Linked DNA regions of Mus musculus: region 2 is linked to region 1. The links are chromatin loops, found by intact Hi-C in ENCODE. Cell type or tissue: gastrocnemius. All regions are shown on one strand. Links, peaks and the distances in the headings refer to the core of each region. The heading gives the core; the rest is flanking DNA. Region 1 holds the start of Mir378c (microRNA 378c). Region 2 overlaps Samd4 (sterile alpha motif domain containing 4).

Region 1 (11,471 bases), core at 1,457-9,456:
GCTTAGAGTTCTCCTTCACCTACCCTATCCCTCTACCCAGAACCTCTCTGAAGCCCTTGAATATGTTCTAGCTTCATGCTCCCTACCACAACGGTCTCTGCTTTCAGGTATAATAATAACATCATGTCCAGGATAGCTCGTTCCTCCCAAAGATTGATTCCCTTCCTCCAAGGGGTGTGGGGAGCGGGTGTGGCGGCAGTCCCAAAGACGCCAGGGACTGCAGCTAAGTCATATGACTTGCACCTGACTTCCTCATATAAGACACAAACATCTTGAGTGCTGCGCAGGTGTACCAGGATACAGGTGAATCCAATTTGGTGGAGATTTGCCCCTGCTGCCCTGATTAGCTGAAGCCTCGTGACTGGCGAGGGGGCGTGGCCTGCGGTGCGTGGATGAGAGAGAGTATAAAAGGAGTGAGAGGCCCAGGGTTCCGGGGAGATATAAACAAGAAGAATCAGGACTGAATAAACTGCTGTTAGAAGGACTGGTGGTCGCGTCGTTCTTGCTGGTCGAGAGCGGGCGCGACAAAGGGGAACCTGTGACCTCTGCCCTTTAGGACCTCCGCCCCACCCTGAGTTCTCAGGCCACTTAGCTCATTTTTCTCCTCTAGTTTCTCTCTTCCCTATGATGCCTTAAACCATGACTCACCACACCAGGAGAAAACTCCAGGGCCACATCTTCAGTTGCCTATTTGACAGCCTACCTCATCCCCTGCCTCCAGTATTAATAGGAAACCAACTTAATGTGCTTAAAACTTGACCTTGGTTGAAAACTTGGGTACTCACTCAGTGTTTCAATCTCAATATATAGATACAGATATAGATGATATAGATATAGATATAGATATAGATATCAACCAATTCAACAACAAAAAAATTAGAGTCATCTTAACTCATTTCTTCCACATCATGCCTATTAACGCCTTCAAAATAGCCCTCTAGACACTGACCACTCGTCCCCACATCAGGCACTGTTCTGGTCTGAGCCATCATCTCAACTGGCAACAGGAACAAGAGCTCACAGGTCTTCTATCTCCTTCACCGCAGTCTCCTCAGGACTGTATTCAGAGTGATCGTTCACAAAGTTCAACCAGCCTCTCCATTCCATCCCCCCCATCTCTGGTTACTCAACTTTCCTGTTGTCTTCTATGCCGTGTGCTGTTTAATATGGGCGCCCACTACCCACGTGTGGCTATTTAAGTTCCAGCTACTTAAGATGAAAAACCTCCGTTCCTCGGCCATGCTAACCTTGGCTACTTATATGTGGTTAATGAGCCTCTATGCTAGCCTGTCCTATCAGCATGGAAAGGTCTCCTGAAAGTGCTACAACTTACCACCTTCCCCCAACTGAACCAACAATGAGTAAATCACATGCCCGACAAGCCCTTCAACCAACCTGTTCTCCTTAGGCCCCAGCTTTTCATTTTAGGGAGCTCCTGAGATCCACCCCCCAATTTTCAAGCAAAAATTAGATTGTATGCCCTATGCTACATAAACTCAATTTTTATTTCAGTAGCCTTATTTACTGTGCAAATATTTACAAACTAATATCGATCTCTTCAATGCTGGCTTGGCTCTTATGCCTTTTCTGTGCCAAACACAAAAGAACATGTTTTAATAAAGATGATAACACATTAGGAAATGTCCAGGCTTCAGAGTTCTCCAGGCCTAAATCTATGCTGCCAATTATTAGCCTGGGGGCTATGTAATCTTTTAGAATTCTCAGTAGAAGCTTCTACTTAAAGTAAAAAAGTTTTCTTATAGTGATAATTAAATGAGTGTATATCTGTAAATCACTTAGCCATAGGTTATACATGGCTTCTGTCAGTGAGGCTGTTGGCAGTACATCAATTACACTGAAGAGTAATAAAAACAATAAACTTAAATATTACAGGAGGAGGCCGAAAGCACACTGGGAAGGAAGTTCAAATGTAATCTCTTGCCAGACAGGGCTAAATGAACATCTTCAGCTGCACTGTAATCTGTATGCCTTCAATATCGAACCTTGGAAAATAGTTTTAGAGTACCATGAATTCAAACGTTTCCATTCTGTCTACTATATAAAGCGTAGATTTTTCCACCCCTTTGGAAAATTTGTCTCAGGAATGGTGAACCCATACTTGGCAAGTTGAACAGGTTTCCACTCCTTAAATGCTAGAAGGGTGATTTTACTTTAAAAGTGAAATGTCTGTGGAATGAGGCTCAATGGGGAGGGTAGAGCTCACTGTGCCGGTCTTTTTGAAAACTCCCAAGGAACTGCAACAATAACAGGGCTGGAGGGCAGGGGATTGTAATCCAAACCACATGAATATTTGTCTGCACTGAACGTGTCTGAGTTCATCTCAATGGGAAAAGAAAATAGGCAACGCCTTCCACACTTTTGGAGAGGACATCTTTCCTTGCTTTCAATAGCTGAAGTTCAGGGTCAAATATATTTGTATATGACAACTTTTTGCTATGGCTTCTACATGCCCTGAGCCCGAGTCCTCAATGTGTGCAGCCTACACCAATAGCAGCAGCAGCTGGGACCAACTGCACCAGAACATCATCTCCTGCCCCAGGCTCTCACATATGCACAGTCCCCACAGTGGATCCCTGGTGCCCCAGTGTGGAAGTACAGTTCTGCCCTCTCTTTGAGGTTCATGTGCTCTATATGTGAGGCAGCTCCAGTAGTGACATCATTAGTCCTTCCTGTGGACAGACGGGTGTTGAAAACATCTTCAACTGCTTCTTACCTATACTGACGCATAATGGGTTCAGTCTATTTGACACAGACTTGACTTTCTGCTGTGCAAATGAATGGCATCACTTATAATGTTAATCAGATCCTAGGTAATGGGACCTTTGTAATCAGTCTCTGGTAACCAAAGGTAGGCTGCATGAAGAAAACGAATCTCACGATTACTTATTTTGTCTACCATACAGAATGGAGCCCAAGGGAAACTTGGCTCAAAATTATATGGTCTAATTTACTTGGCCTTTATAATGAGAATTACTTATTTATGATAAGAGATGGGGTAATATGAAGGACAGAGTAACCCAGTTAATTTAGGAAAGCTCCATTATCTTCTTTCAAAATCTCTTTTGATTTTATTATTATTATTAATGAAATACCACTGGTTATATGACAAAGAAAAAAGAAAGACACAGGGACCTTTCTGCAGGTGTCTTGCAAAACATAACATTTCTATGTTTTTTAAAGGGTGTGTGTGTGTGTGTGTGTGTGTGTGTGTGTGTGCGTGTGTGTGTGTGTGTGTGTGTGTGTGTGTGGGTGCTTTGCCTCTATACATGATTGTGCACCCTATGGGTGCCTGGTGCCCTCAAAGGCCAGAAGAGGGCATCATATCCCATGGGACTAGCATTACAGACTCTTGTGGGCCACTATGTGGGTGCTGGAAACCAGACCTGGATCTTCTGGAAGAGCAGCTTTAACCAGTGTTTTAACTATTGATCTATCTCCCCAGCTCCAAGACACAATATTCCTAACAGTCACAACTCAAGAATAGCCTCATTCTCTGGACTGCCAAATTCGAATGATTACATACATGTGAGGACTTGTGAGCAGGAATGCCTTTGATGCCTATTTATTTATTTATTTTTGGCATTTTTCTGAAAGATCCAAAACAAAATGAAAGTTCTTTTTAATACTCTGTTGCATCTCTAAGGTTGACAGTTAGCTATATTTTTGCAATTCAAATGTATTCCCCAGAAGAGTGTCATATTTATTTTTAGTGGGAGAAATAAAATTCGATATGCATAAATTTTACGTCTTGTGCTTTCTTAAAAACACGATTTAAAGTTTTTTCCAAAGAGGATTGTTATGCTCTTTTTAATTAAGATCGCATAAGGAGTCATTCATAAATCTATTAAAATATATATTTAAAAAGTTGAAGGCCAGGCAGTTTCAGAAAGGAGAAACTGTAACTCTCAAGTCTGGGCAGCCAGGGTAGGACAGCACAAGTTTGCTCATTGTCTCTTAAAGCCTCAGGTCTGACAGTTTATATAACTTCATAGACATTGTAAACAATTTTTAAAGCTGTACCAGAAAGAACTTTAAAATACTAAGTCTGCACTTGAGGGTCCTTAACCTTGGTATCCACTCCATAGACTGTCCCATAAGAAGCTCAGGTGGGCCTAAGGAGAAAAAGCAGTCTTTAAGGAGTAAAGTGCACAAGGACCCGAGTCTGACCCCTGAGGTAGAAACATGGTGGTGTGCTGGTAGCCCCGGCTTTGCAGAGATGTAGGCATGGTGGTGTGCTGGTAACCCCAGCTTTGCAGAGATGGAGGCATGGTGGTGTGCTGGTAACCCCAGCTTTGGGGAGGAAGACAGGAGATCACTGGTCAATCGGTCATCAGGCTGAATAATACTTTGTCTCAGAAACCAGTGTGGACAGCACCTGAGGAATGACACTCAAGGTTGATTTCCAGCCTCCCTGTACATGTTCACTGGCACACACACATGTATACATACATACGTGTAGTCACACACAGATTAACCTTTAGGTAACAGCTCAAGCAAACATGGCATCCACTGTGGTACACACAGCATGTTACCTTATTCTCACATGGAATGGTTCATTGACATTACAGTAGACACCATGGGCAACCTCAACTCTTGGCCATCTCTGCTCCTGCCTTGTTAAAAGTCATGTCATCTTGCCTGTCATCTTGCATTCCTGCAACGACACTCCACTCACACACTCAATTCCCAAACCGGATTGTACTCGTGAACACACTACAGTTTTATAAACTCAGGAGTCCACTGGAACCAAAGTTGAGTGTCATCACCCAGGCCCACTAAACAATTGGCCTGTGGTTGGCAGATAGATAGTAGGATGAGATTACAGACTTGAATGTAGTCTGCCCAGTCTGGCACCTCCAGTTATCAGTTGTGGGATGAATCCTGCTGAATTCCCCCCTCGTGACATGGCAATGAAAGATAATGCCCAGCTGGTAAAGCACTGAAGATCAAATAAAATAATTGATGCAGAGAAAGTAGCCAACTACCTGGCACCTAGTAGGTACCCAATAAACCTTACCCATTATGAATCAGCATCTAAGTTAAGACACTGCACAATTACAGCTATGGCATCCTTTCAACACCTGATGATACTCCTGTTTTAGAAGAGTTGTGTTCACAAGTCTGTGACAAAGTAGACGTCTTGGTCAGAATGACAAAGTTCCCTAACACAAAAGTTGTACTTCGCCTTAGCTTATGGCTGGCAATCAAATACACATCCCAGTAGTTAGCTCTCAAGTTTCCGGGTCACACAAGTGACCTTGCATTGATTGCTTCCCCACAGCTGCCACCAGGACATTTGTCTTGATGCCGCTTCCTGACTTCACCATGTCCCCAGTTCAGCGTAAAGCGGCCTCCGAAGCCTCCATTAAGACCCTCTTTTCTCCTACTCTTTGGTACAAAGGCTGGCTCCTGTTCTCTAGGCTGAAAGTGAAAAGAGACAGAAAGAAATAAACAAAATCCTGTGATTAATTCTCTTTCAAATCTAAAGGAAGTAGTTTTTCCACTCTTGTCTTAGCAGACAAGAAGTAATCAAATCTCTCTGACCTGCTTAACAAAACATTCTTTGATGGCACACACAGACTCGGCAGGGACTGAAGGTTTAAACATACCTGGGATGCTTGACCGCACATACTTCTCCAGCGGTCTTTTAACACCACAGAACTCCCAAGAGCACACTAATCCCTGCGGCCAGCCTAACTGGAAATTAAAGTGGTTAAGCACATGGTCAAAACATTTCCAGAATATTTTTGAATAGGTCACGAGAGCTGATAACAATGTACTGAGCGTTCACCTGCATAGATTTGAGCCGAGAAGACTCTCTAGCTTAAGTCTGGTATTTCCATAGTGGACAAGCATGTGCTAGCATCCTTCTCAGTGGCACTGGGACAGTTAAAAACACAGCCAGTTGAGGGCGTGAGGCTTACACTTTGTCAACAGTGCTGACATGGAATGTTCACTGTTTGTGTTGACTTCCACCAAGCACAAGTTTACTCGGGGAGTTCCACAAGTAGGGTAAGTGTTTCTGGAGTCTGACTTTCTGTATGCTCCCTTTTCTGTGGTTCCCTTTCATTCAGAGATGTCGAGAAGGCAGAATAAGTGAGCCAAAGAGAGCAAAGGGTACCTGGGGGTCACGGGGCAAGGGCTTGTTTGAGGATATGGGATCAGGCCTTAAGATGCTTCAGGGCCCTATGGATCAGAAAGGACTCTCCTTGGAGAGGCATTGCCAGGGTGACTGGAGGGTGAGGGCAGCAACACCTGCTCCCCCTTTAATCCCAGAGGGCTTGTTCTCACTAGCCAGGGTGCCCTTGTATTGCACTTCCTCCTGCAGGATGACTACCAGCCTCAGCAGAGTTTCATCTGCATTACCATGACCTTTGGCTCCACCCTTAGTGAGATGTCAGGAGGGAACTCAAGCCTAACCTGGGAAAGCAGACATACACTCTTAGAGAGAGACTCAGAATTAATATCTACCATTTGGGGAACTTAGAACTTGTTGACTTTTTGGTAAAATCTCAGAAGATTGATTGTCTACTGGGGAGGGGGACACACACACACATGTACACATATGCATGCACACACACGCACACGAACCATGTGCACACATACATGTACACACCCACGACCCCACATAGAAAACCAAAACAAAACTATACTGGACTTGGAGTCAGAAGCCTTGGGTTTGAGGACTGGGCTAGCCTCTCATTAGTTGGGTGTGTTAAACCCAACATGTAGTCTATCTGATCTGGAAGGTTTTCAAATATAAGTGGAGAAGAGCCAGTGCCTCGTAGGGCTGTTGTTATATGGATTCAATGCAAGAAACAAAACAAAACAAAACAAAACAAACAAAACAAAACAAAACAAAAACTCTGTAACACTGCTTTCAAAAAACTCATGAGTGTAGTTAAAAAAAAAAACAGAAAAGAAAGCATAAAAAGACTATCCTGTAGAAGGGATCCTGAGCCTGAGTGATGCAGGCCTGTAGCCTCAACTACTACAGAGACTGAAGCAAAAGGATTTCAAGTTAAAGGCTAGCCTGAGCTAGAGTGAGTTCAAATCTAGCCTAAGTAACTTAGAGAGACCCTAAATGGGGAGAGGGGACTGGGAGGGGGCAGCGTAGTGGTAGTGTTTGCCTAACAACACAAAGACTGGGTTTAATCCCAAGTACTGAAGGGGAAAAACAAAAAGAAGAAATCAGTATTGCATTAGATGTGTCTCAGTGGAGATACGGGTTGTGATCTATGAAACGGTAGCATAAAGACACAGGAGGATCTTGCTTATAGACCCGGTATCTTCTTGGAAACATTGGTGATGAAAGGGACACTGGTGATGGAGCCATTACTGGGTGACTATGGCATATCTGGCATTATTTTGAGAACTTTCCATGAATTGTCTCTTGTGTGCATGTGAAAAAAAAAGGTTCCTGGGAGACAGAGAGAGAACTGGCCTGCATGTGAAGGCCCTAAGACAGCCCCAGGTGTTAGCCCTGACCTTTTCCACCCTGTTTGAGACAGGGGCTCTCCTTTATTCACCACTGTGTCTCCCAGGCTACCTGGACCTGGAGGTTGCCGGGGTTCTCCTGTTTCCACCTTCCTCCTTGACACACGAACACCGGGATTAGATATACACTACTACACTAACCTTTACCTGGGTTCCAAGGGTTCAAAGACAGATTTTCATGGCCGCATAGCTAGAGCTTTACCAACAGAGCCCACAACCAAGCCCTACGCACACTGTCTGGTCCATCCTAAAGATAACTGTGAGTGAATAATGCCACAGAGCCCACAGGCAGGAAAGCAAGCAAAGGCTGGGATTCCCAGCCCTCATCAAGGGGGATTTCCTCAGCATGTACTTTCTTTTGAAGAGATCATTGTCTCAGATGATAAAAGTCTTAGGAAGTAAAAAAAAGGGGGGGGGGGAGGACCCTTTATTCACCAAGACTGAAAGAGTGCAGAGAGGCAGGGTGAGAGCAAGGGAAACACTAGAGGAGGAGAAGAAACCTGCAAGAATCCTATTGTGAGAGGAATTCTTTGTAGTGGAGACAAAAATGAAGTCACCTATGTGGAAGGGGGCAGTAGGCAGTTGAAAATGTAATTGTTGAGAAATTGGTGCAGACACGCCATGGCATTGTCCCCCACAGCCTGCCCCAAGGCACCAAGCACACTAATCAACCATGAGGTAAGACCTACTGCTGTGACAATGGAGGGCTAGAGTGAGGGCACATTGGTGAAGCTCCTGCAATCCCTGAAGCTCTGTGCTACCTCTAAGCATTCAGCACCATTCCTGTGAGCCAGTGACTGGAAGAAACAGCTAGGGCTCACTGTCACCACCGGACTGCTGATGAAAAACGAAAGTCTGCAAACAAGACTGCCAGCTTCTCCCTAGGTAAGCCAAAACCATCTACATGCAGGAAAGAGGCTCTTTCCATAGGGAACAGGCAACATCCGTGGGAGGGTCCCATACAGGACTGTCTGATAAAAGCACCAATGTTAACAAGGACCCCTGACATCCCAAACATAGGTAAGATACTTCACAGGCTAGCCACCAATCTCTATGGTTGCAAAAATGAAGTCACAAAACCAGAGTGCAGATGGAAATCCCCAGAACAAATACCAAGTTGTCAAGTGCTGGGGGTAGGTTGTAAGTTTCCAGGGAAAGAAAAAACAGTGGTGATATGTTTGGTTTGTTCCCCTGGAGGAGCAGTAACAGGAACGACCCTTCCCTGGCGTGGCTCCAGTATCACGTCTTCAGATATTGGACTGAAAACATGTTGCAAACAAAATCCCAAAGTTATATATATTTTCAGTCAAATACAAATATTTTGCTTCAATTCTTCAATTCATGTAGACTTTCTGGCCAGACACAGTCTGTTGAAAAGGAATTCTAAGGATCTAGTATTTTAAAGGGAAAGTCAATACCAGAATGTCAGATCTTTCAATGTCCTTCCTTGTTGAGAAGCCAGATAAAGAAGAATCAGGAACCAGCAGCAAGGGTGTGAGTATATGTGTGTTTCAACTATTGCTCATCACACACACACACACACACACACACACACACACACACACACACACACACACCCTACCCGCAGCTGTTGCTCAGGACATCTCATTGAGATAGGCAAGCAGCAGAGTGAGTGTGCTGGTTAGTTTGAAATCCCTGAGCAAAAGATACACACTCAATCAAAGCCGACTAACAACCAGCCATAAAGGGAGGTGTTGGCCACTGCTGCTTTATGTGGCCCAACTGATGGTGGCCATGAAGAGTGTCCCTACACAGGTAGCTGACCACCCTCCTAGACCTCATCTGGCCCTTTCACCCCTGACCTGAAACCTTCGTAGGTGATGTGTAAGATGCATTAAGGGGGGTAGAGGATGCAGATGAGAAACGCATGCTGAGGTGTCCTTCTGAGTTAACCTACATCATATTTCCCCCCATGATCAAGCCTGCAGATGGGAGTGGTAAAGCATAATCTCACATAATCTCATCAGCAGATTTACAACGAAGGCCATTTTTCAGTAACAGAGATGAAGAAACAAGAGGCAGGAGGTATTAACGTGCCGGGGTCTGTTAGCACTGAGGGGTAGGGGTCACAAATCTAACTGGCTGTGTCCTCGAGCTTAGTGAATCTGGAGCCTTCAGACCCACAATAAGACAAGAGAGAGGACTTCTGTGCCCTAAGGTGAAGAAACTTGAACATGGTCAGATTTTCTTTAGAAAGCACTAAGTTTCCCAAAGCCAAAACAACCTGATCGGCACAGGGAGGGATTTTTCTTCAACAACGTTTAAAAATTGAGCTGCCAAGTGTCTGCTCTCGTGGAACGGCCATGGATCCAGACAACAAAATGAACTTTTCAATTTCGAGCCTGGCTGGAAATTATTACAACTAGTTGCCATGATGATATAAATTAGTTTGGGGATTCTGCTATAACTCGCCGTGTGCTCTATCCTGAGACGGTAGAGAACACTGTAATAAATGACTGGCAATCGCTTACTCAGATTTGCTTGTTGCTCAAAGAATGATAATGTTTTGCTTACAGATGAGTCCGATTTTAAACCGAGAGCTGACAATTCATCACAACTTTTCCTTTCCTTTTATGTTTATTTGAAAAGAGAGAATATATTTAACGCTAAAAGTCTTCAACAACCCTCACTGCGTTGAGCTGCTCACAGAACGCCAATCTTCTAGGATTGTACTGCCTTTGTTCGAGGCAGAGATGTGAATACACCCAGGGATTTGTGGGATTGACAGGACCAACTCTGCTTGACAAATGGAGAAGATTCCATGCCCCACACGAACGGGAAACATCAGGTTAGTATGTTCTTCAGACCAGCTGCCGTGTGTGCTGTGGCTCTCTGGTAAAGTCCCACAAATCACGAGGACTCACAGTTGCCCAAAGCCTGTGGCATTCACCAAGTGGCTGGCTGAAGCAAAGACAAGACTTTGTTGTGCTCTGGGGGAGCAGAGTGAGGCCTCCATATGTTGTCATAATCTCTTTGCTACAAAAATAGCTTTGGGGATTGAGAAGGCTTCCAGGAAGGAAGGAAGAACAGGAGCCGGCCATTTGGCAAGTGCTTAATAAGGTGGAGGCTTTGGGCAATGACTGGTCCACGCTGGTGCCTGAGACCATCCTTAAATAACCGTGCAATCCATTACCACAGGGGTTGTGGGGTCTGAGTGTTGCTTATTGGTGGATAAGAAATCCTTAATAAAAACTGCAAGAATTCAAGAGGTCCTGAGTGGCACATGAAACAAAAGAGAAAGAAATCTTATCTGCTTGGGAGTCCCAAAGGGCCATTTAGGACTGGTTTAATGTAACTAGTGTCACAGAAGGGTCAGAGACACATCGCTGTGTCACTCAAAGTGCTATTTCCAGCCTGCTCCTTTCTCCGTGCCTGGAGAAGCAGGACAACTGGAAGGAGAGGCGTCCTTCTCTAAGGGAGGAAGTGGATGCTGCACTCTTTGGGACCTTGGGGCCTCTCTCTCCACTCCTCTGCACTGCCACCCCAGTGCTGATCCTCAGTATCTCTCTGGGTGACAGGAGGAGCCTGACCACCCCTCAACTCACAAGCTATGGCTCCCTTTCCACATTCTTTCTAGGCTTCAGGTATTCTGTGCGCCCTGGCTTCGTGCCAGCACTGGCAACGCCTGATAATCCCTATACCTCTTCCTGCCTCTTAAGTCCACAACTCAGCTCCCGTCCTTATCTCTGATCTATCAGTCCTCAGTCCCCTCGTGAGCTCATGTGGTCTTTCGTCATATAGATGGTTACAGACAAATAATTCTCAGATTTATTTACCTACCATGGTCACTCTCCCTTGAACTCCAGACTTGCATATCCAGCTGCCTAGTCAACATATGGCCTTGGCAATGTAACTACCATCCACGACAATATGCCCAGACTGCTTTTCTGAACTTCACCCCAGGCCCTTGGTCTCCGTTGATGAAATCTTCA
Region 2 (11,471 bases), core at 1,993-9,992, 55 kb after region 1:
TCAGCATATAGTTTTAACCAATCACTATAACCTCACTGTAAGGGGAAAAGGGAAAGAAAATCATTCATATGACCGTAAGAGGCATTATGAAAGTAAGTATTCAGGCAGAAACTTTTCTGGCCCAATGCAGTGGCCAGATCCTGTCCCTCGGCTACATCACTGGGATTACTGGGTATGCAGATTGGCATGCCAGTTTCAGCATCACAAGTAGGGATGTCAGTGTGAGCAAGGACTCCTGGAAGAGTCTCAAGACACAATGCAAACTTGCCTCCATTTGTGCAAACACTACTTTTGCCTAAAGAACAGGTGCTATCAGACATTCAGACTGGAGCAGGATGGGAAAAGCAACTGCCCTGAGTTTCGCAGAGCATCTAGCATCCTTGGCCTCACTGGCAAAGGCCACTAACCTATCCCTTAACGTTGTAAAACCCAAGTACCACCACAAATCTGCACAGTTCCCTAGACACCAGCAACAGCTACAAGCTACTGGATAGAGCTGGAGTCAGCACCACTGGCTTTCTGGTGGGATGGTTTCTCCTTTCATGACCATCTCACACATTACAGAGTTGGGTATCTCCATCACTGTGTGCTGAAAACCGATTGTTATGATGCCCTCAAACATTGTTATGATGCCCTGTGCATCCTCCTGGGTACCACCTGTGAGGGGCACTGACTGAGAGCATAGAGGATACTGCAGCGACTGAGAAACACAAGGCATGACATAAACTTTAACCTCTGAGTCCTCTGTGGTGCAGCTCTCAGGAAACTGAGGCTCAGAGTCCTGTGGTTATCGAAGCAGCTGAAGAACCCAGAGCTGGAAATGCCCCTGCTCATTGCTGATGCCTGCCCGCCTGCTTTGCAGAGGCTGCTTTTGCCATGTCTGGAAAGTGCTACCTGCTCTGTTGTGACAGCATGTTGCCCATTGGGCTCACAAATTGTCCTCATCTGGGGTTTTTATGTCACTCATAGGAAGGCCATGAAAATAATGCAGTGCCACTCCTTGGAAGGACCTGGTCCAACTGACCAGGTGTATGACCCGAGCAGAAGAGAAAACACAGTGACACCAAGAGACAGAAAAGGGAGGACGACTAGCGCCTCCTTGTCTTTTATAGCGTAGCACCTGAGACAGATTTCAGGCTGGGGGAAGAAGAGTGGAAAGTCCCAGCACCCTCTTTGCATGGGTCTTTCATTCTGGGTGGATGTTCTGATAATAGACAGATACATCCATTCAAGGATAAGGAAGAAAGGGAAGGGAGAAATGTAAAGAACAGTGTGAATGAAGGAATTCAGGATTCACAACACATTTAAATCAGTATAAAACAGGCCAAACATCTAAAAGGAGGGGTTAGAGACATGGTCAGCATGGCTTTCTTTAGGAGATACACAATCTGGGAGAGGAGTGAACATCAGCCTCTTCTTCCCTTAGAGCATCACTGAGTGGCGAGCCCCAGCCATCTTGTTCTGCCGAGGGAGCATCACTGACTGATGTTGACATCACCCGATTTACTAAATAATTCTGCAAACTAGTGACATCTTAGTACTTACATGGACAACTTAAGTTAGATGCTATACTGGCTGGTTTTGTGTGTCAACTTGACACAAGCTGGAGTTATCACAGAGAAAGGAGCCTCCCTTGAGAGAATGCTTCCATGAGATCCAGCTGTAAGGCATTTTCTCAATTAGGGGGAAGGCCCATTGTGGGTGGTGCCATCCCTGGGCTGGTAGTCATGGGTTCTATAAGAGAGCAGGCTGAGCAAGCCAGGGGAAGTGAGCCAGTAAGCAGCACCCCTCCATGGCCTCTGCATCAGCTCCTGCCTTCAAGTTCCTGCCCTGTGTGGGTTCCTGTCTTGATTTCCTTTGGTGATGAACAGCAGTGTGGAAGTGTAAGCTAAATAAACCCTCCCCAACTTGCTTCTTCATCATGATGTTTTGTGCAAGAACACAAACCCTGACTAAGACAGATGCAGAAAATATTTTTAAGAATACCACTCACGTATATCACACAGATGGAGTCATTTATCCATTTTAACTCTTGTCTTATCACTAATGTGTCTTCAATTGGTATTAAATAGACCAAACTGTAAAATTGTAACTAAAATAAATGCACTTGTTTGAGTTCTTTGATATAGTCTTCAAATGCATATACAAATAATCCATAACTCTTAACACACTAAGATTGAAATTTTAACAATTTTTAAACTCTTGTGAAAGGATTAATTTAGAATTTAACCTTTACCTCCTCCTATGATCAGAAAAGCAACCACAGTATTTGGGGGGGGGGGGACATAAACTTTAATTTGGTTTGGTTGGTTTGGTTTATTTTGCTTGGTTTGGATTGATTTGATTTTCTGACACAAAAGTCTTTCTATGTACTCTAGGCTGATCTCAAACTCATGGTGATCCTCCTGCCTCAGCATGCCCTGTGCTTGGATTACAGGTGCATGTCACTACACCCAGCTGAGAAACAACTTTTTTTTTTTTTAATAAATAAATCTTTTTTTTTTAAAGATTTTATTTATTTATTATATATAGGTACACTGTCGCTGTCTTCAGACACTCCAGAAGAGGGAGTCAGATTTTGTTACAGATGGTTGTGAGCCACCATGTGGTTGCTGGGATTTGAACTCCGGACCTTCGGAAGAGCAGTCGGGTGCTCTTACCCACTGAGCCATCTCACCAGCCCGAGAAACAACTTTTAATTGAAGCATTGCTTGATCCTAAAACTATATTTTTCTACCAATAAATAGCACACAAATTTTAAATTTCCAGACACCAGATATACATATACATATATATACAAATACATATATATATATGTTTTGTGTATGTATATATATATATATATATATATATATACACACATATATATCCTTGATGAAAGAAAATATATATGTGACAGAGAACTAATAAATTAACAAGAAACAAGTGAAAACTGTGACAGAAAAAAAAATGGAAGCATGAACACACTGAACCATAAAACATGGGAAATGCCGCTAAAAGGATCCAGTAAGGACACAAGTTTCAGCGAGACCTTTCATCCACAGCAGTCACTGTAGAAGACTGTGTCAGTGAGCCTCCTAAGTGTTCATGGGAGGATGCCAGGCCCAACCTTGCAAAAAGATATGTTGGCTAGCAAACCCAAATCCAAACGTATTAGGCTGCATGACCCAGAAAATGCACCTATAGATATATATTCTGAACTAATAACTGCTTTAAAAGATTTTTTTATTACAGCATTGTTAAAAATATAAAGAGGTAAATAAGCTGGAGGTCCAAGTCTACGGGTTTTGATTTAGTGAAAGTGGCCCTGTCATAAAACAGAATGCTACATGGTCATTTAAAATGTTATAGTTACAGAATTTACATCAGTCGTTAAAATACTAGACCTGTATGAGAGTCAAGGATAGTTTTGATCTAGTCTTCTCTAAACAATACATGTATATTCTATGCAGTATGTTCCCATGATCAGAGTATTGTGGACTTGACGGAAAGAGAAAAGATGTTTTACAACCTGAAGAACTATGCTGTTATCTCTTTTGTCAAATTTCTGCAGTAGAAATACAGTTCTTCCTCTAAGAATGTGGTTGTTAAAAACGAAACAAAATGAAACACCTTTCTACCCAGTTCTCTAGGATCTGATTTGTAACACTGATAAGACTGCTCCGTGTAGGAGACAGTGTAGCTAATACGTGTATCTTCTCTTAAACAGCTCCTGTGAACACATAAGCACACAGTAACAATTCTGAAAGAGGCCATGGATTTGAAGGAGAGTTAGGAGGGATCTGGTGCCAGCCTAGACCAGTGGTTCTCCACCTTCCTTTAAATCAGTTCCTCGTGTTGTGGTGACCCCCAACCATAAAATCATTTCATTGCTACTTTTATGACTGTAATTTTGCTACAGTTTAAAATCATAATACAAATATCTATGCTTTCCAATAGTCTTAGGTGACCCCTGTGAAGGAGTCTCAACCCACAGGTTGAGAACCACAGGTTTAGCGGGAGGAAAGGGAAGGGAGAAATGTAATTATAATCTCAATTTAAAAACAAAACAAAACATGGAAACAAGAGAACTATCTCACATGCCAAAACTCACTCGATCCATTTAACACTTAAAGTTCTTTATGCTATATTCATATTTAGTGTAAACCTAGAGCAGAACATTCTTTTCTAAATCAGAAAACATGGTAGTTGTGTGGCCAAGCAATTGGGTAGAGAGCATAATGGAAAGACCTTTTATTCCAAATCATTAAATTATGCCCAAGTTAAATAGTAGCCCTTACTGGTTGCCCAGTTCAGTCTCTCATGTCCCACTTTGTGCGCCTACTACAGGTAAAGCGTTCTGAAGATGCTTAACTCAACAGTGCCCCCTTCAACGCCACAGGTCTGAGATCTGAGATTAAAGGAAATTTCAATTCAAAGGGTTAATCAGAACAGTTGCTTAAACCTACAGCTCGGAAGAGAGTCGGCCCCTCTGTCTACTCCTGAAGACCCCGGTATTTTCCCCTCAGCTGTCACAAATGGTTGGAAAAGCTTTCTTTCCCACCATGACATGCATATGACATCACATTGTGGACCCGGAACTCAACACTGGAACACAACTTGCCAAAAGTGATGTCAGTCTAGTACATAATCGCAGTCCAATTGTAAAGTCAGGCAGCGTTTCATCTGATCAGCTTTTGGCGGAAGCAGGCCGACTGGAGCCACCTGTTACCGTATCTAGAACCAAGCCTCTCTTAGCAGCTCAACAACAAAATGCTATAAATATTCATTCCTAATGAAACTGCTCAAAGGTCACTTTTAAGGAGGAAGGGCTTTCAGTGGGACTGCTGATAACAAGCTGGCTATTTTTAGAGACTATACAGTCGAAAAGGCACTGTTATTGAAAACGGCATACTATACTACTGCAGTATACCATAGCAGTATACCATAGCAGTATACTATAGCAGTATACTATTGCTATACTGGTGGTAGAAATTAATCAAAAGCATCATGGCTAGCTATAGGATCCTTGAAACCTTTACATTTGATATGATGTGTAATATAACTGTGAAAACCAAAGCCATTTAAATTCTGCAAAAGACTCGCCTGAACAGGGGCACACCTTTTCAAAAGGTTTCTTGAAGTGTGAGTGTTACAAATACCCTCTTTAACCTCCTGTAAAAACAGCCTCGCTTTTCAACAGCTGTCAAAATAGATTCCAGTATCCATTTTACTCCAGAGTGTTGGGAGAAGATCTTAAAATTGCCAAGGAGTGTCAGGATGTGGGTGACTCCCTTTAAAATATTCTTCCAGCTACAGAGAGGTGGAAAAAGCACAGATCCATGACCCATCAAAGGGAAGACAAAGTGATCATGCCTAGTTACACAGCCTGGCCCTGTGTTCAGACCAGGTCAGGTATGTCCTTTATTGCAGACGTGTACCTCTGGGCCACCCACACCTAGGGACTTGGGGCAGTGCTATTCAGGGATGGAGTTGCCAGATTCAATAATGGAGTTACAGGCATTCCAGCTAACTTCACTTCACAGATGCACAATGAGTAATGTCTTTTGGTTTGAGTAGAATTATACCCTGATATTCATGGTGCATCTGCAGTTCAAGGTTGGCCAGGGTCCTGCCATTTCTCTGGCGATCACACAGAACAACACTGAGGCATACAAGCTCTGCCTCCCAGACCCAGTGCTCTGGCCATAGAAGCTCTGAGAGGCTAGCTAAATGCTTAATGTAACAACAGTTTAGTTTTCTCCTTTAAAAAATCCTTTCAAACTGTACAAAAGTTAACTCTGTAGTACAACTGACTCTACCTTTCCGGAAATTATCAATCCTCAGTCTTTGTCGCTTTACACTGGAGATACAGACTTCAGTCTGCAACCACTATGACGTCATTTCCTAACATGACCAAGGGGCTCCAACACAAGGATGCTGATAACTGATACCAGGACATGTCCTAGTGTGCAGTTCACATTCAAATGCAACACGCTCTTCTGATTCTGTTGTGGTCTTGCTTTCCCCATCCAAGGTTCAACCTAGAACCCTTAGGTTGCTCTTATTTGGCACATCTTGGCGGCACCGTAGCCACCCTACCAAGTGCACACCCATGATGTACAGAGGTGGAATGGGAAGGTCAGGGCACGGACAACAAAGTGCCTCTTTCTTTGTCTTAGGGAAACAATTCGGCTCTATTCAAGGACTGAGCTGCTAATGAATACCACACTCCACTCTAACTCAGAGTTCAGTGAAATTGCAAAAATGTTAAACACTGGAGAGCGTCTTCCTCCTTCAGGGGGAAAGTAAGAGAGAGGCTTTAAAAAAGCAACAGATATTCTCAACCAACTCTTGCTGGTAAGTGTATGGAGCTAAGTATATACACGTTATACTGACTATCACCTCAGCAGCCGGACACTGAACATCTGAACCACATGAGACTCGAGTTTGACCTTACTGTTCCGGGTTTTAGAGTTTTAACTAAGCTCAAATCATCGGCAAATGCCACAAAAATCTTGAAAATGTGCTAGCATCGCTCATTCTGCCCCCAACAGGAATGTGAAGAGAGAGAGGCCCTGTTTAAACAACAACAAAGAATTCTGACAAGGAACCTCATGCTCTTCCAACCTTCAAAGGAGAGGGCACAGGTAGCAATAATACCAAAGAGTAATAAGAGAGACACAATTATTTTCTCATTTAGCTGAAGTATGCAAGAAAAATTCTTAAAGGTCTTCTTGAGATAATTTCAGGTTAAATGACAGCTTTTGCAAAATGTTATCTTTTTACAAGCAATTCTTTTAAATGATGATTAAAACAATTAAAGAATGCAAACCACTAACTAATGTATAGAATTCATCTTTTAAAACACTCCATGTATACCCATACTGGGATATTTATAGGCAGGGATACTTATCACAATATATGATTTTGTCTAACTTTCCTCTAAAGCATTCCTTTTTAAATATTTAAAAAATTATTTTGTATGTATAAATTCTTTGCCTGAATGCATATATGTGCACCATAGGGGTGCCTGTTGGATCTCCTGAAACTGAAGTCAGGGAGGGTTGTAAGCCACCATGTAGGTTCTGGGTTTAAAACCCAGACCCTCTATAAGAGCAACAAGTGCTCTTAACCACTGAGCCCCATCTTCTTTGAAAAGAATTCTTTAGCAATGATCTTTGTGTCCTTTGTACATAAAGAGAGTATGCAACTAGGTAATGAACTAGAAGCACAAAAATTGACACAAAGTTTACCTACACAGGTTACAGAAAGGCTAGATTACAGGGGTCCCTGCCCACAGTTTATAATCCCAGCTCCCCCAGACCCAGGTCCCAGGTGATCATTGCTCATTCAAAGAATTACGCTTTTATTTCCATTCTTGCTAACTCAGGGGAGGAAGAACCAAATATAATTATCTGCCTTGGTCTTTTTGAACATCTGCATTGCTGTTAACCTCCTGTAGAAAGAAAGAAAGAAAGAAAGAAAGAAAGAAAGAAAGAAAGAAAGAAAGAAAGAAAGAAAGAAAGAAAGAAAGAAAGGAAGGAAGGAAGGAAGGAAGGAAGGAAGGAAGGAAGGAAGGAAGGAAGGAAGGAAGGAAGGAAGGAAGGAAGGAAGGAAGGGAAAAAAAGGAAGGAAGGAAAGGAAGGAAGGAAGGAAGGAAGGAAGGAAGGAAGGAAGGAAAGGAAGGAAAGGAAGGAAAGGAAGGAAAGGAAGGAAGGAAAGGAAGGAAGGAAGGAAGGAAGGAAAAAATAATGTTGATGTCGTTTACAAAGGGCTGTGTGTGTGTATGTGTGTGTATGTGTGTGTGTGTGTGTGTGTATGTATGTGTGTATGTGTGTGTGTGTATGTGTGTGTATGTGTGTGTATGTGTGTGTATGTGTATGTGTGTGTATGCGTGTGTGTGTATGTGTGTGTATGTGTGCGTGTGCGTGTGCGTGTGCGTGTGCGTGTGTGTGTATCATCCTGCTAGTAGGCCTGTGTCTTCCACAGAAGAAGCTTCCTCTCACAGATGAGGCTATTGAGGGCCCAGAAGTGTAAATAGAATTTAGAAAGCAACATCCTTCTAAGACATGCTTCTAAGCCAAGGTCCCAAGCCTGTATTTTCACCTAGTCTTTATTACAAACTTCGTGACAACAACCCCATCTTGTGCCTATTATGGCGTCTTTAAGCCTCCCTATTTCCCTCACGATCTAAATGGCTGATATCTTCTGGAAGGGAGCTAGAAGTTACGTTTCTTTACACCATTTTGTTCCTTCTTAAAACAACAACAACAAAATGTCCTGAGGGTGGTACATATCTTTAATCCCAGCACTTAAGAGACAAAGGCAGGCAGATCTATATGGGTTCAAGGCCAATCTGGTCTACACAGTGAGTTCTGGGCTAGCCAAAGATACATAGTGAGACCCTGTCTCAAAATGAACAAGCAAGGTACTGAGACCCTCTCCGTACCAGATATGGTATTAGAGGATGGGAGATAAACTAGGGCCCAATGAAGGCAAGCTGTAGTAAACAGAATCAGTCCTCTCCTGGAGTTCTACACAGAGGCACATGCAAGATGCTGGCCAGCCCCAAGACATGAGGCACACTGAGGAGGAGCCTGGGGAGACTGACTACATCCACACCCCCACACAATTGAACCCCTAGTCAGGATGTGCCTATGCAGTAGATGAATGAAATCCCCTCCCACAAGCAGCAGGCAGTCATGAATGACACCCAGTTCCTGCTGGGATCTAGGCTAACTTCAGAACGGCTGAGTCAGACTCTGCATAAACCCAGAGGACATTACTGGAACTGTGGATAAAACATGCTAAAATCCAGCCAAGCCTTCCTACACACCACTCTGCAAATTCAAAATACGACTGCTAGTTGTCATCCAATAAAAATAAAACCTGCAGGAACTGGGGGAGATGGCACACTGGGTGAAGAGCCTGCTGCGAAAACCCAAAGACCTGAGTCCAGATTTGCAGCACCCACAGTAAAATCCTGACTCAGTGGTGCGTGTCTGTAATGTTAACGCTGGGGGCAGAGGTAGAGGGATCCCTGGAGCTCTTTGGGTAGTCAGTCTAGCTCAGTCTGTGACTCTAGGGTCAGTTAGAGACCTTGCCTCCAAAAAAGGGGGGATAGGGATGGGGAGATGGAGGAAGACACTTGACATCAAATTCTCTGCATATGTAACACCATAAAATGTGCACGCATGTGTGCAGACATATGCTCACAAACACACACACATCCCTTGAATTTATTATGAACAGAGAAACAAAGGAGGCTCCTGAGAGGATCTTAAGCTCAGTTCAATGATGGTCGTCTTTGAAATGTGGGTAAAGAGACCATCTCTCAGCCCCAATACAACACGTTGTCCGGTATGGTAAGAGTCAACCAGGAGAACGTTGTCAGACATCAAATGTAGGTCACAAGTGGTTAGAGAGCAACTGGGAGTAACAGCAGCCCTTTCCCTACAAACAGGTGCCCATAGCTGACCTCGGTCTGTCTTCCCAAATCTTCAACAAAAGGCTGTAGCAGAAAAGGTCTTGACCAGCTGTTTTTGCAACATGTCTTGTAAATTAATATTCAGAAATGCCTCACCATTTACAGGCAAGAGGAGAGCCCATTTTGATTAATAGCCCTCAAGCTAGGCCCTAAAAACCTTTGCATTGCAGGCCCTAAAGAGATCTTAATCTAAGCCAGCCATTCCTACTTTGTCAAAGTCAAGGGCTCCTGTGCTATTGAGTAACACAGTCCCCGAGTCTTTCCTCAGACTCGCAAACCCTGCTTCCTTCCCAAGGTCCTGCTACCCATGAAGAGGCAGCAGAAGCATCTGTTCCCCTTAAGGGGGAAGAAGAGGAGGAGGAGGGGGAGGAGGAGGAGGAGGAGGAGGAGGAGGAGGAGGAGGAGGAAAAAGAAAAAGAAAAAGAAAAAGAAAAAGAAAAAGAAAAAGAAAAAGAAAAAGAAAAAGAAAAAGAAAAAGAAAAAGAAAAAGAAAAAGAAAAAGAGGAAGACTACTGAAGAAGAGACCAAGGTACACGGGATAAAAATGGAACACGCAGAGAGACCATGAAATGGGCAAGTCCAAAGTAATATACCCTAGCTTAAATATCTAAAACATTACAGCAAATACTTAAAGGCTAACATTACAAATTCTAAAGTATTTTTCTTATTTATTTATGCTAGGGATTGAACCCAGGGCCTCACTTATATAAGATGAGCTATATCACCAGACCTGGTTGGTATTTTTTATTTTAAATCCCAATGTTTTTATTTCTCTTAAGTATCCAAAAGGTCTTCGGCATTCATGGGACGGCACATTCAACGTGGGATTCCGAAGCGTCCTGGTCACCTCAGCCACATAGCCAACCACTTGAACCCCAAGCTTCCATGCTTATACAATGGAAACGTTAGACAGCAGCTAGGCACTTCCTGTGTGCGAGCGTCCTGTCTTCGAACTGAGTGCATTATCTACTGTAATAGATTGCTTTAATTTCCCACCACTGGTTCCGCTCCTGGTGCCATTCATCCATTTGATAATTGGAGAAAGTTTGTATCTACCCAGTGCTCAGCACACACAAAGTGCTAAGAGAAATGAAAAAGAGGCTGGAAGGGGGAGGGGGAGGGACACAAGTTTGGGTTGAGCATCCCTCATCCAGAAGCCCGACCGTGACATGCTGCAAGAGCTTTGAGCGTCGACACATGCTCAAAGCAAAGGCAGCACTGTTCTGCTCATCTCCTTACAGCCTTCCTTAAATGTGGTAGTGCTGGACATCTGCTGACCTAGCTTGCCCCGCTGCCTACTTCAAAAGAGAACAAAACTGCTCTATAGGTGTAACTCACTAACAACAAGTCACACGTCGGTGACCCAAACCACACAGAAGGATAGCCGGAATGAAGAGACCGGAAGGAAGTCGTCTAAGGATGCTCATCAGCTCTCGGCTCCTGCCCCTCCCCATAGTCCCCCTCTTCCTCTTCCAATAGATCTGATCCTCTGCTCTTCACTCCTGATGGCTCATAAAAGTTACAGAATCTTCAAGTCACCCAAAGGGGCACAGCTTCTTTTCTTAATGAATAAGCCTGGATCCCTGCAGCAGAGGGATGCAAGGATGCTCTGAGTTTTTTTTTTTTCCAAGTGGAGTAATGGCAGCATGCCCCCATCCCCTAAGTGACTGAAGTACTGTGGGTGAGTAACTCAGGAAGATGCTTGGCACAGAGCAGGAACTTATTAAGTAAGAGCCTATCTTGTTAGAAGTATGATTCTCTGCCCAGCCCAAGTCTCCTCTTCCTCTGTTGATACCCAATCTCCTCTTCAGTGTATCCTCAGTATCTGGGTAGCTCAAATCTGGACAGTTGTCCATTATTTTGAGCTAGCTGCTATCTAGATAGAGGGTTCGACTCCTCTACTCCAAAGCAGTTCCCAAGTGGCCAACCACAATCAGTCCCCTGCTCACCTTCTTCTCAGATGCCTGGGTTTCCAAGTGGGTTTTCTCACCACCATCTCTCT

What was found. A loop is a pair of places that touch in the nucleus more often than their neighbours do. Peaks named below come from ENCODE experiments on the same cell type or tissue, not always from the same donor. Only the 100,000 strongest peaks of a DNase experiment are listed, where the experiment ranks them.
Region 2: a loop joins it to region 1, with 2.2 times the contacts of the local background. A loop is called at or near these places in 5 of 42 quality-filtered maps.

Annotation. Positions count from the first base shown.
Region 1 is chr14:46,950,127-46,961,597 of GRCm38, reverse strand. The region is part of intron 2 of Samd4 (sterile alpha motif domain containing 4); the gene reads right to left. Gm52120 (a long non-coding RNA gene) reads right to left here. Exons shown (of 2, transcript XR_003951144.1): 2 at 3,427-11,471. Mir378c (microRNA 378c) reads left to right here and starts at 6,670; the gene lies at 6,670-6,768. In gastrocnemius, for the core only: a CTCF peak has its summit at 5,921 (motif pointing right); no DNase peak of the experiment used is centred there; H3K27ac peaks cover 1,857 bases.
Region 2 is chr14:46,896,112-46,907,582 of GRCm38, reverse strand. The region is part of intron 2 of Samd4 (sterile alpha motif domain containing 4); the gene reads right to left. Among named protein-coding and RNA genes, the nearest start is that of Samd4, 19 kb to the right of the region's middle. In gastrocnemius, for the core only: no CTCF peak of the experiment used is centred there; no DNase peak of the experiment used is centred there; H3K27ac peaks cover 2,522 bases.